2 separate regions of the Homo sapiens genome follow, and region 2 is linked to region 1. Evidence: chromatin loops called from intact Hi-C (ENCODE). Cell type or tissue: MCF 10A. All regions are shown on one strand. Region 1 holds the start of GOLGA2 (golgin A2). Region 2 overlaps COQ4 (coenzyme Q4).

The links. Hi-C counts contacts between places; a loop is a spot of excess contacts. Peaks named below come from ENCODE experiments on the same cell type or tissue, not always from the same donor. Only the 100,000 strongest peaks of a DNase experiment are listed, where the experiment ranks them.
Region 2: it touches region 1 in a loop (18-fold over the local background); 33 of 110 quality-filtered maps call a loop at or near these places.

What each region holds. Positions count from the first base shown.
Region 1 is chr9:128,273,345-128,278,344 of GRCh38, forward strand. GOLGA2 (golgin A2) reads right to left here and starts at 2,663. Exons shown (of 27, transcript NM_001366244.2): 1 at 2,549-2,663; 2 at 506-628. The coding sequence starts at 2,632. It overlaps SWI5 (SWI5 homologous recombination repair protein), which reads left to right and starts at 2,932. Exons shown (of 5, transcript NM_001318089.2): 1 at 2,932-3,058; 2 at 3,363-3,411. The coding sequence starts at 2,997. RefSeq lists enhancers at 2,127-2,176, 3,037-3,166 and a silencer at 2,327-2,436. In MCF 10A, no CTCF peak of the experiment used is centred here; a DNase peak (open chromatin) is centred at 2,767.
Region 2 is chr9:128,327,106-128,332,105 of GRCh38, forward strand. All of the region lies in intron 4 of COQ4 (coenzyme Q4), which reads left to right. Among named protein-coding and RNA genes, the nearest start is that of COQ4, 6.8 kb to the left of the region's middle. In MCF 10A, no CTCF peak of the experiment used is centred here; a DNase peak (open chromatin) is centred at 2,036.

The DNA of each region.
Region 1 (5,000 bases):
CTGTGGTCACGCAGCAAGCTGGTGGCAAAGATGAACTCAAAAGTTAGATCTTCCCCTAATCCTAGCACCTGGGACTCTCCTCACCACACCCTGGGGCCCTTTCAGTGACTCCTAAAGGGATAGCCTGATGGCAAGTAGCTGTTCTCATTGGCCTGGCTTCCCTTTGAGACTGGAGATGAGGAAAATGAAACAGCAACTACCATTTCCTGGGTGTCCTGGGTGTTTAGGACAGCAGGCCCTGTACTAGGGATTAACATAAAAACAACAATAACAAATCTCATTTAAACTTCACAAGTGTAAGTAAAACAATACTTTATAGTTGTGAAAAGAGAGGCCCAAAAAGCTCAAGCAATTTGCCCTAAATCACATCCCTAGCAGATGGACAGGTAGGATACAAACCCAGAACTCTTAATCAGTACCCAACAGTTCTTCCACAATCATAACAATTACCCTCTACTGCCCCTTGGGCCCCCTGTCCCCAGGAGCCTGGCCATCCAAGACTCACATCCTCAGGTGAGTGGCAACCACCAGAAGTGGTTGTCTCAGGGTTACTGCCATTTTTTATTTTCTTCTTCTTTTTCGCTCCTGTAGGAACACCAGGGCTATTCCTCTGCTGATATTCTCTCAACTGTGGAAAAGAAGAGCAATAATATTCATGAGATCTACAAGCCCCCACAGTTACATCCTACTTTACAATTTTTCCAAAATACTCTTATATACCATCTGATTTAATGCCACTAACAACTCCACAAGTTCTTGTCACAATCACTTAGTGACTGAGAGGGATTGATACCATGGCTTAAAAAAGGCAAGAATTGAACTTAAACTCAGTCTTCTGACTCCAAGCTCTGGGGTTTTGCCACAAATCAGCAGCTGCCAGGGGCCAAAACCAGAGGCAGAGGTACTTTTCCACCTCTCATCCCAGAAACGGGATGAGAACACTTAGGGATTGGGTCCTAAGATCAAAAGCTGGTTTCACGCACTAATTACGGTTCCGAGGGGGACTGCGACATCACTACATTCCACTCCACCAAGGAGAATTCAAATATGAGGTGGAGAAGTCAAGCCTGGAGTCCCAGCTACCTGGGAGGCTAAGGCAGGAGGATTACTTAAGGCCAGGAGTTCAAGGTCAGACTGGGCAACACAGTGACACCCCCTCTCTAAAAATAAATATGTATCTTAAAATGTGGGCCGGAACATTAAGTCGGCAGGAACTGTACACTGTGTGGTTTAGAGTCATACATCCTCACACGTTTGGTAATGTTAAGAAATGCACCAATGCCTCTCAAACTTTTACATCAATGTATCCACATGGCAGAAGGCAGCCTTTCTGTTGAACCTGGGAATTTAACAGAAAGAGGACAACCCAAGCCTCATTTCAGAGAAAAGTCTGGTATACTCTTAGAAATTTATGTGACTGTCATCCCTAAGTACATTAATGTTTTTTCTCTCTCAAGAGAATAAAGGGAGACTGATGCTTCAGAAAGATGCCCCGTATTTATCCTGTGGCACTCCAAGTACCCCAGGTTGAGATGATATGAGGAAGATTCAAGCTGTCAAGTTCAGTTTCCCAAGACCTGTTCCACAGAAGATAAGCAGATCTCATTCCAGAGACCACTGAAGGGCACTCTGGTCCCAGAACCATGGAGAATTCGAATATGAGGTGGAGAAGTCAGAAAAAAATGTTAAAGTCTCTCTGGAGAGTAGAAGCCTGGGGGAAAACCAAACCAATCCCGTTCTCACATTGCCACCCAGAGATACTGCCAATGTTTTCAGTTCACGGGTGAAGTGTAGGCTTTTCACACTGTCAATGTCTATGTTAAGGGTGTAAGGCAGCCTGAAACCTCTCCCTCCTAGGTCCCATAGTCCCCAATCCCCTTCCAGCTGGAAATTTATGCTGTGACCAGAGGAACCAGAAGCGGGATGAGAACACTTAGGGGACTGGGTCCTAAGATCAAAGACTGGTCTCGCGCAACTAATTACGGTTCCGAGGGGGATTGTGACGTCACTACATTCCACTCCTAGGGGGAACATCAGCGCGACGTCCAAGTCGCCGCTCCGCGATGGGGGAGGGGACCGCAGGGCCAGGACCCAGGTCCTTGGAGACCCGAGACCAAAGAACCCCGGGAGGTCCGGTTTGGGGCGGCAGGAGGTGAGGGTCGAGTCTGGAGCGGGGGGCCCCGGGAGTCACGGGCCCAAAGTCACTGGCGAGGGCAGGGGCTGAATTGCTGGGGTCCTAGGTCCTTGGAGACGCCAGCCCAAAGAGCCCAGGGAGGTCGGACTTCGGGGGGCAGGAGGTGAGGGCCGAGTCTGGAGCGGGGAGCCCCGGGAGCACCAGCCCAAAGTCACCCGGGGGCGACTGGCGAGGGCGGGGGCTGGGCGGCTGAGGGGGCGGGGCTGGCTGACAAGACTTTGGTGGAGGGAGCCCGGACGCGCCGTGGGGAGCCCAGCCCGGTGTGCCTCAGGAGTGGCAGAGACTCTGGCCATGGTCCTGCCATCGGAGTGGGGCTGGGGCTGGGTCGGGGGGCCGCGACCCGGTGCACTTTACCTTTTTCTTCGCTGCGGCCAATTTGCTCTGTCGGGTTTCTTCCGACATCGCGGGGCGGGGAGGGAGGCGGGGTTGGGGCCACATCAGCGCGATCCCGGCAACCACTGCGGAAGTCAGTCAGCCACCGCGCAGCTGTGCGACGGAGCCAGAGGAGGCGTAACCAGGGCGATACTGGAGCGCAGAATGGGGGCGTGGCCTCAAAGATCAAAGCCCATTGGTCAATGAGAAATATGAAGCGGAAGGGGGCGTGGCTATGCAGCGGCGTGGCCAGAGGGACCTGTGGCGTCACAACAAAAGCTGCGCACGCAACCGCTGTCCCCGCCCACCTCGGGAGAGGGGCGGGGCCGGCTTTCCTTGGGTGCGCGCGCAGCTTTCTGTGCGCCAGTTCACACTCCGGGTCAGAGTTCCTGGCCCGGTGCACCTGAGAGGTCGCTCTCCGACTCCCGCGCTGGACCCTCTTGCGCCATTGAACCCCCTGATCCGGGGGCCTCGGACCCCAGGGCTCAGGAGGTGGGCGAGGAACGGACTCCACAGTTTCTTTCCTGACTCCTCACAGCCCTGCCCCAGACTCTCCCTTCCCAGAAATCACCTCCAAAGACTCCCATCCAGTGCTCCAGACAACCCCCGTCTCAGAACGCCCCCTTCCTAGAGGGTCTCTACCCTGATCCTGAGAGCGTGTCTGCCCCCTTTCCAGATGGATCCAGTCCCTGGCGCTCCTACTTCCCAACTGCTCCTCCTCCCGCATCCCCACAGTACCCCGTCCTCACAGCGGGCTGTGGGTCCAATCAGACTTTCCCCTCGGATTCCTCTCTAGGACTGAACCAAGACTTACCCGAAGTTGCCGCGGGGCCTTCCGATCCCCTGTGAGTATTTCTTCCCCCACACCCCCTTTCCCATCCTCGACCTTCCCTTGTGCGCTCCCGGCCCCACTCCCCATCCCAACAGCAGCCAATCCCCGCTTGGCCCTCTTCCATATCTTCTCCCAGTCGACTGAGAACCGCCAGGTCATTCCCGAATCCCTCCCCTTCCTTTCCTCATGCCCGCCAGTCTTCAAAGAAGTGTTATCCTGTCCTGTCCTAGGCTAACTCCTCTCCCTCCCCATCCTGTCTCCTGGCTCCTCAGATGCCTTTCACTCCAGTCCAGCACCAGCCATCTCTCCTCCTCGCTCTTTTCACCCCTCACCCAGCCCTGCCTTTAAACAAACCCATAGCTCCCCAGTCAGGAAAATGCTTGGCGTTCACCCTGGCCACTCCTTTCGTTGCTAATAGTCTCTCCTCTTCGCTGGCAAGCCACCCCCAAAACGCAGCCTACTCCTTCTCTCATCCCCCAGATGGAGTTGCCACTACAACTACCACCACTCTTAAGGTAGATCGTGAGGGCCGGGTGCAGTGGCTCACACCTGTAATCCCAGCACTTTGGGAGGCTGAGGCGGGCAGATCATTTGAGGTCAGGAGTTCAAGACCAGCCTGCCCAACATGATGAAACCCTGTCTCTACTAAAAATACAAAAAAATCAGCCGAGCGTGGTGGTGCAGGCCTGTAATCCCAACTACTCAGGAGGCTGAGGCAGGAGAATTGCTTGAACCCGGAAGGTGGAGGTTGCAGTAAGCCGAGATTGCACCACTGCACTCCAGCCTGGACAACAGAGCTAGACAAGTCTCAAAAACAAAAAAGAAGTTAGATCGGGAAAGACTTGGTATTTGTTCATTGATTTAGCAACTGCTGCAATGCAGGTGTATGCCAGATAGCCCCCTGCCCTCCAGGAGCCACAGGCAAAAAAATAATTCCAGGACAAGTATGCACATGGTTCTGAGATGGGGAGCCCAGGCTTGGGCTTGCAAAGAGGGCTCTCCAGAGATGGCAGGGTCAGAGGCAGGGCCTGAAGGGCAACTCACAGTGAGCTCAGATGACGATGACGGGGTGGCAGCCATAGTTTGCCAAAAGCACTGGGCTGATTGAGCTTCTCTCTGCAAGTGGGTTGGTATCCACTGTCTTTGACCATGCGGTAACTCACTGCAGATCATGCCTTTCTCATTCATGCTAATTCATTCCTTCTCTTTTTTTTTTTTTTTTTTTTTTGAGACACAGTCGCACTCTGTCGCCCGGGCTGGAGTGCAATGGTGCGATCTGGGCTCACTGTAACCTCTGCCTCCCAGGCCCAACCCATCCTCTTGCCTCAGCGTCCCAAATAGCTGGAACCACAGTTGTGTGCCATGACGCCTGGCTAATTTTTTTGTATTTTCAGTAGAGACAAATTTTCGCCATGTTGCCCAGGCTGGTCTCAAACTCGTGAGCTCAAAGCAACCTGCCCGCCTCGGCCTCCCAAAGTGCTGGGATTACAGGCATGAGCCACCATGCCCAGCTTCCATTCCTTCCATTTTTAAAAACAACGCTCGACCCGGCACAGTGACTCACGCCTATAATCCCAGCACTTTGGGAGGCTAAGGTGAGTG
Region 2 (5,000 bases), 54 kb after region 1:
CCTCATTTCTATTCTACTTCGAGAGGTAGACAATAAAATAGTTTTTAAAAATTTTCAGGGAAGGCACAGTGGCTCACATCTGTAATCCCAGCACTTTGGGAGGCTGGCGGGAGGACCACCTAAGGTCAGGAGTTTGAGACCAGTCTGACCAACATGGTGGAAACCTGTCTCTACTAAAAATACAAAAATTAGCTAGGTGTGATGGTGTGCGCCTGTAATCCCAGCTACTCGGGAGGCTGAGGCAGGAGAATTGATTGAACCCGGGAGGCACAGGTTGCAGTGAGCTGAGATCACACCACTGCACTCCAGCCTGGGCGACAGAGTGAGACTCTGTCTCCAACAAAACAAAACAAAAAAATTCATATAAAAATACAGGTAAAATGTTTCAAGTAATTAGAATATTCTGGCACTGGTCCATGCGTGTTGGCTCATGCCTGTAATCCTAATACTTTGGGGGGCTGAAGTGGGCGGATCACTTGAGCCCAGGAGTTTGAGACCAGCCTGGACAACATGGTGAAACCCTGTCTCTGCAAAAAATGCAAAAATTAGCCAAGTGTGGTGGTGTATACCCATAGTCCCAGCTACCTGGGAGGGAGTTTGAGGTAGGAGGATCAGTTGAGCCCAGGAGGTCGAGGGCGGTGAGCCGTAATCACACCACTACACTCCAGCTTGGACAACAGAGCAAGACTCTGTCTCAAAAATAAAAAAAAGTATACCAGCACTATTGTCAGCAGTTGGGATACAGTGGACAAAACCAGCAAAAAGCCTGCCTTTGTGGAACTTACATTCTAGCAGCTATGAAGAGAACAAGTTAGTGTGATAGAAGACAGCTTTGGTATTGGGAAGGGTACAGCCACTTCTGACTGGGTGGTCAGGGCCGGCTCCTCTGAGGAGACTTGGAAGGTAAGGAGGAGCCAACCCTGTGGAGAGCTGAGGAGGAGCATTCTGAGTAGAGGGAATGGCAAGGGCAAAGGCCCCTTGTGTTTAGGAAAAGGAAGGTTGACCAGTGTGGCCGCAGAGGAGGGAGTAGCAGGGAGACAGTGAGTGGGCTGGAAGGGGAGCCAGGGCTGCGCCCTGTAGGCCACCAGAAGGAGGAGTCTGTATTTTGTAATAGGAGCAGTAGGAAACTTGTGGAAGGTTTTGAGCAGGACAGTAAAGTGACCTGATTTGTAAAGGACCTTAGGATCCAGTTGGCCCATCTTCCCTGTCCCTGTCCCATCTTCCCTCCCTCCTGCAACACAGATACATCCCATCAAGGCACCCCTGCCAAATGGCGAGCCAGTCTGGCTGATGGAGGTGAGGGGTCTCCAAAGGTTGCCCTAGAACAGTTTCTCAAGCCGGGCATGTTAATGTTTAGGCTGGATCACTCTTTGTTGTGGGGGCGGTCCTGAGCCTGGTAGGATGTTTAGTGGCATCCCTGGCTTCTACCCACTGGATGCCAGGAGCACCCCCCCGTCAAGTTGTGACAACCACAGATGTCTCCAGAGATTACAGATGTTCCCTGGTGGGCAGTTGAGAACCACTGCTCTGAATGGTTATTGTCCCCGAGACGATGTTCTGTTCCTCACAGTCTCCTGCACAGCTACCTTGACGGGGCGATCACCTGCACTATTTTAAACCATCTCTCTCAGATTTCACCAGGATGCAAGTCATTTCATCAGTGGGAAACTCACCAGGGTGACCTGCCTCAAGTGCTACACAGGGAGGGACAGTCTGAATTTCCCCCAGTCTTTAGCCCTGTCGCTGTGGAGGGGAGGGGGTAGCAGGGACAGGACTGCTAGGACACCTTGCTCAGCCACAGCCCCACTTGTAACCGCGCTGGCGATTGTGACACTTGTAGAGCAAGGAAATCAGCAGCTCATGGAATGTGAAGGAGCACCTTTGTCCCCAGAGAGATTTAGATAAAGGTTCAAGGTGAGGCTACCCTCCCCTCCCTGAGGCTGATTTTGGTGAGAGGTGTGGTCATCTTGTAGTATCAAGACTACAGGCATGGGCTTGAGAATTAGGAGGAGCCTGAGTGAGAATCCTGGCTCTCTTCCCAGCTTTACAAGCCTGGACAAATCCTTTGACCTCGCTGAGTCTCAGGTTCCTCATCAGAAGTAAGAGGACCTCCCATATATCTTCCAGGGCACTTATCGGCCTTGGTAATGGATATTAAGGCCACTGGCTTTGGAATCCAGCAGACTTTGTTTCAAATGCTGACTCGGCCACTTTACTAGCTGTGTGATCTTGGGCAAATTACTTTATCTCTCTGAGCCTTGTTTTCCTTATTTTTATTTATTTATTTATTTTTTTGAGTCTCGCTCTGTCACCCAGGCTGGAGGGCAGTGGCACAATCTTGGCTCACTGCAACCTCCACCTCCTGGCAATTCTCCTGCCTCAGCCTCCTGAGTAGCTGGGACTACAGGCGCACGCCACCAGGCCTGGCTATTTTTTGTATTTTTAGTATAGGCGGGATTTCATCATATTGGCCAGGCTGGTCTCAAACTCCTGACCTCAAGTGATCCGCTGGCCTTGGCCTCCCAAAGTGTTGGGATTACAGGCATGAGCCACCACGCCCGGCCCTTGTTTTCCTTATCTATATCTGCAGTAATAACAGTATTTACCTCCAAGATTGCAAGGATGAAAGGATAATATATGTAAAAGACACCCTAGGTGCCGGCACCTGGTGGATACTCTATGATCACCTTCAGCTTCACACAGCAGGCTAAGGCCATTCTTTGGGAACAGGAAGACCAGGCTGTTCCCACTGTGTATGGGTGCTGCTGAGTACTCAGAGGCAGTGGGCAGTTAAGAGGAGAAGAGTTCTGGGATCAGAAAAGTGCCCAGGACTGGCCTTTTATTCATATGTTCAAGAGGTGTTCATTCATCCAGGCCCTGGATCAGGCTACTGGAGGTAAAAGAATAAGTGAAACAGAGCCAGTCCTGCCCTTGTGTAGCAGACAGGCTGTCTGGATACTGTCCATAAAAATAAAATGTGATCGGCTGGGCACGGTGGCTCACAACTGTAATCCCAGCTCTCTGGGAGGCCCAGGCGGGTGGATCACGAAGTCAGGAGTTTGAGACCAGCCTGACCAACATGGTGAAACCCTGTCTCTACTAAAAAAAAAAAAAAAAATTAGCCGGGTGTAGTGGCACGTGCCTGTAATCCTAGCTACTCAGGAAGCTGAGGCAGAAGAATTGCTTGAATCCGGGAGGAGGAGATTGCAGTAAGCCGAGATTGCACCACGGCACTCCAACCTGGGCGACAGAGTGAGACTCCATCTCAAAAAATAAAAATAAAAATAAATAAATAAAATGTGAGCACGTAGGTAATTTTTAATTTTCTGCCAGCTACTTTAATAGCAAAAAGAAATTAATTTTTTTGCTATTAAAATTAAGGTGGAATTTTTTTGTTTGTTTTTTTGAGATAGAGTCTCACTCTGTTGCCCAGGCTGGAGTGCAATGGTGCCATCTCAGCTCACTGCAACCTCTGCCTTCTGGGATCAAGCAATTCTCTTGTCTCAGCCTCCCAAGTAGCTGGGATTACAGGCACCCGCCACCATGCCTGGCTAATTTTTGACCATATTGGTCAGGCTGGCCTTGAGCTCCTCAGGTGATCCGCCCGCCTCGGCCTCCCAAAGTGCTGGGATTGTAACCATGAGTCACCGTGCCTGGCTAGAATTGATTTTAAATATGCATCTTGTTTAGCCCAATATATCCAAAGTATTATTTCAACAAGTAATCAATTTTCTTTTTTTTTTTTTTTTTGAGACGAAGTCTCACTCTGTAGCCCAGGCTGGAGTGCAGTGGCGCGATCTCGGCTCGCTGCAAGCTCCGCCTCCCGGGCTTACGCCATTCTCCTGCCTCAGCCTCCCGAGTAGCTGGGACTACAGGCGCCCGCCGCCACGCCCGGAGAATTTTTTGTATTTTTAGTAGAGACGGAGTTTCACCGTGTTAGCCAGGATGGTCTTGATCTCCTGACCTCATGATCCACCTGCCTCAGCCTCCCAAAGTGCTAGGATTACAGGCGTGAGCCACCGCGCCCGGCCAGTATTTTTAAATCATTGAGAGTTTTACATTTTTTTCATACTAAGCATTTGAAGTCTCGTGTGTATTTTATATGATCAGCACATCTCGCTTGGACAACTTTCTTGGCCACATGTGGCAAGCGGCTGCCATACTGGACAGTGTAGGTCTAGGAGACATTAATACTCACATCCACTAAACATCAAGGTACAGTTATTTTGAGTGCCACTAAGAGGTGAATGATGTTTCCAGAGACCATAACATGAACCCACTTGGTCTGTAGGTTAGGGGTGGCCTCTCTGTGGTGGGGGGAAGGGATGGGGGACAGGGGACACTTAACCCAGGTCATGAAGGATAAGTAGGAGTTACCACAGTGAAGATGGAGGTAGTGGGAGAGAACACCCCAAGCTGGGAGCAAGTTATGCTAGGATCAGGGTCTTTGGGGCTTCATTATTTATTTTTAGAGACAATGTCTTGCTTGAGTGCAGTGGTATAGTCATAGCTCCCTGTAACCTCAAACTCCTGGGCTCAAGCATCCTCCTGTCCCAAGCCTCCTGAGTAGCTGGGACTATAGGCACACACCACCACACCTGACTAATTTTTGTATTTTTTTTGTTCTGGGTTTTTTTTTTCTTTGAGACAGAGTCTCTGTCACCCAGGCAGGAGTGCAGTGGTGCAATCTTGGCTCACTGCAACCTCCGCCTCCTGGGTTCAAGTGATTCTCCTGTCTCAGCCTCCCGAGTAGCTGGGACTACAGGTGTGCACCACCACACCCGGCTAATTTTTGTATTTTTTAGTAGAGACAGGGTTTCACCGTATTGGTCAGGCTGGTGTTGAACTCCTGATCTCAGGTGATCCGCCCACCTTAGCCTCCCAAAGTGCTGGGATTTACAGGCATGAGCCTCGGCCCCTGGCCAGTCGCCAGAGTTTTCTAGTAGGTATGAGTTAGGTGAGAGTTGTGACGGTGTCAGAGACAGACTGGCAAATCGGGC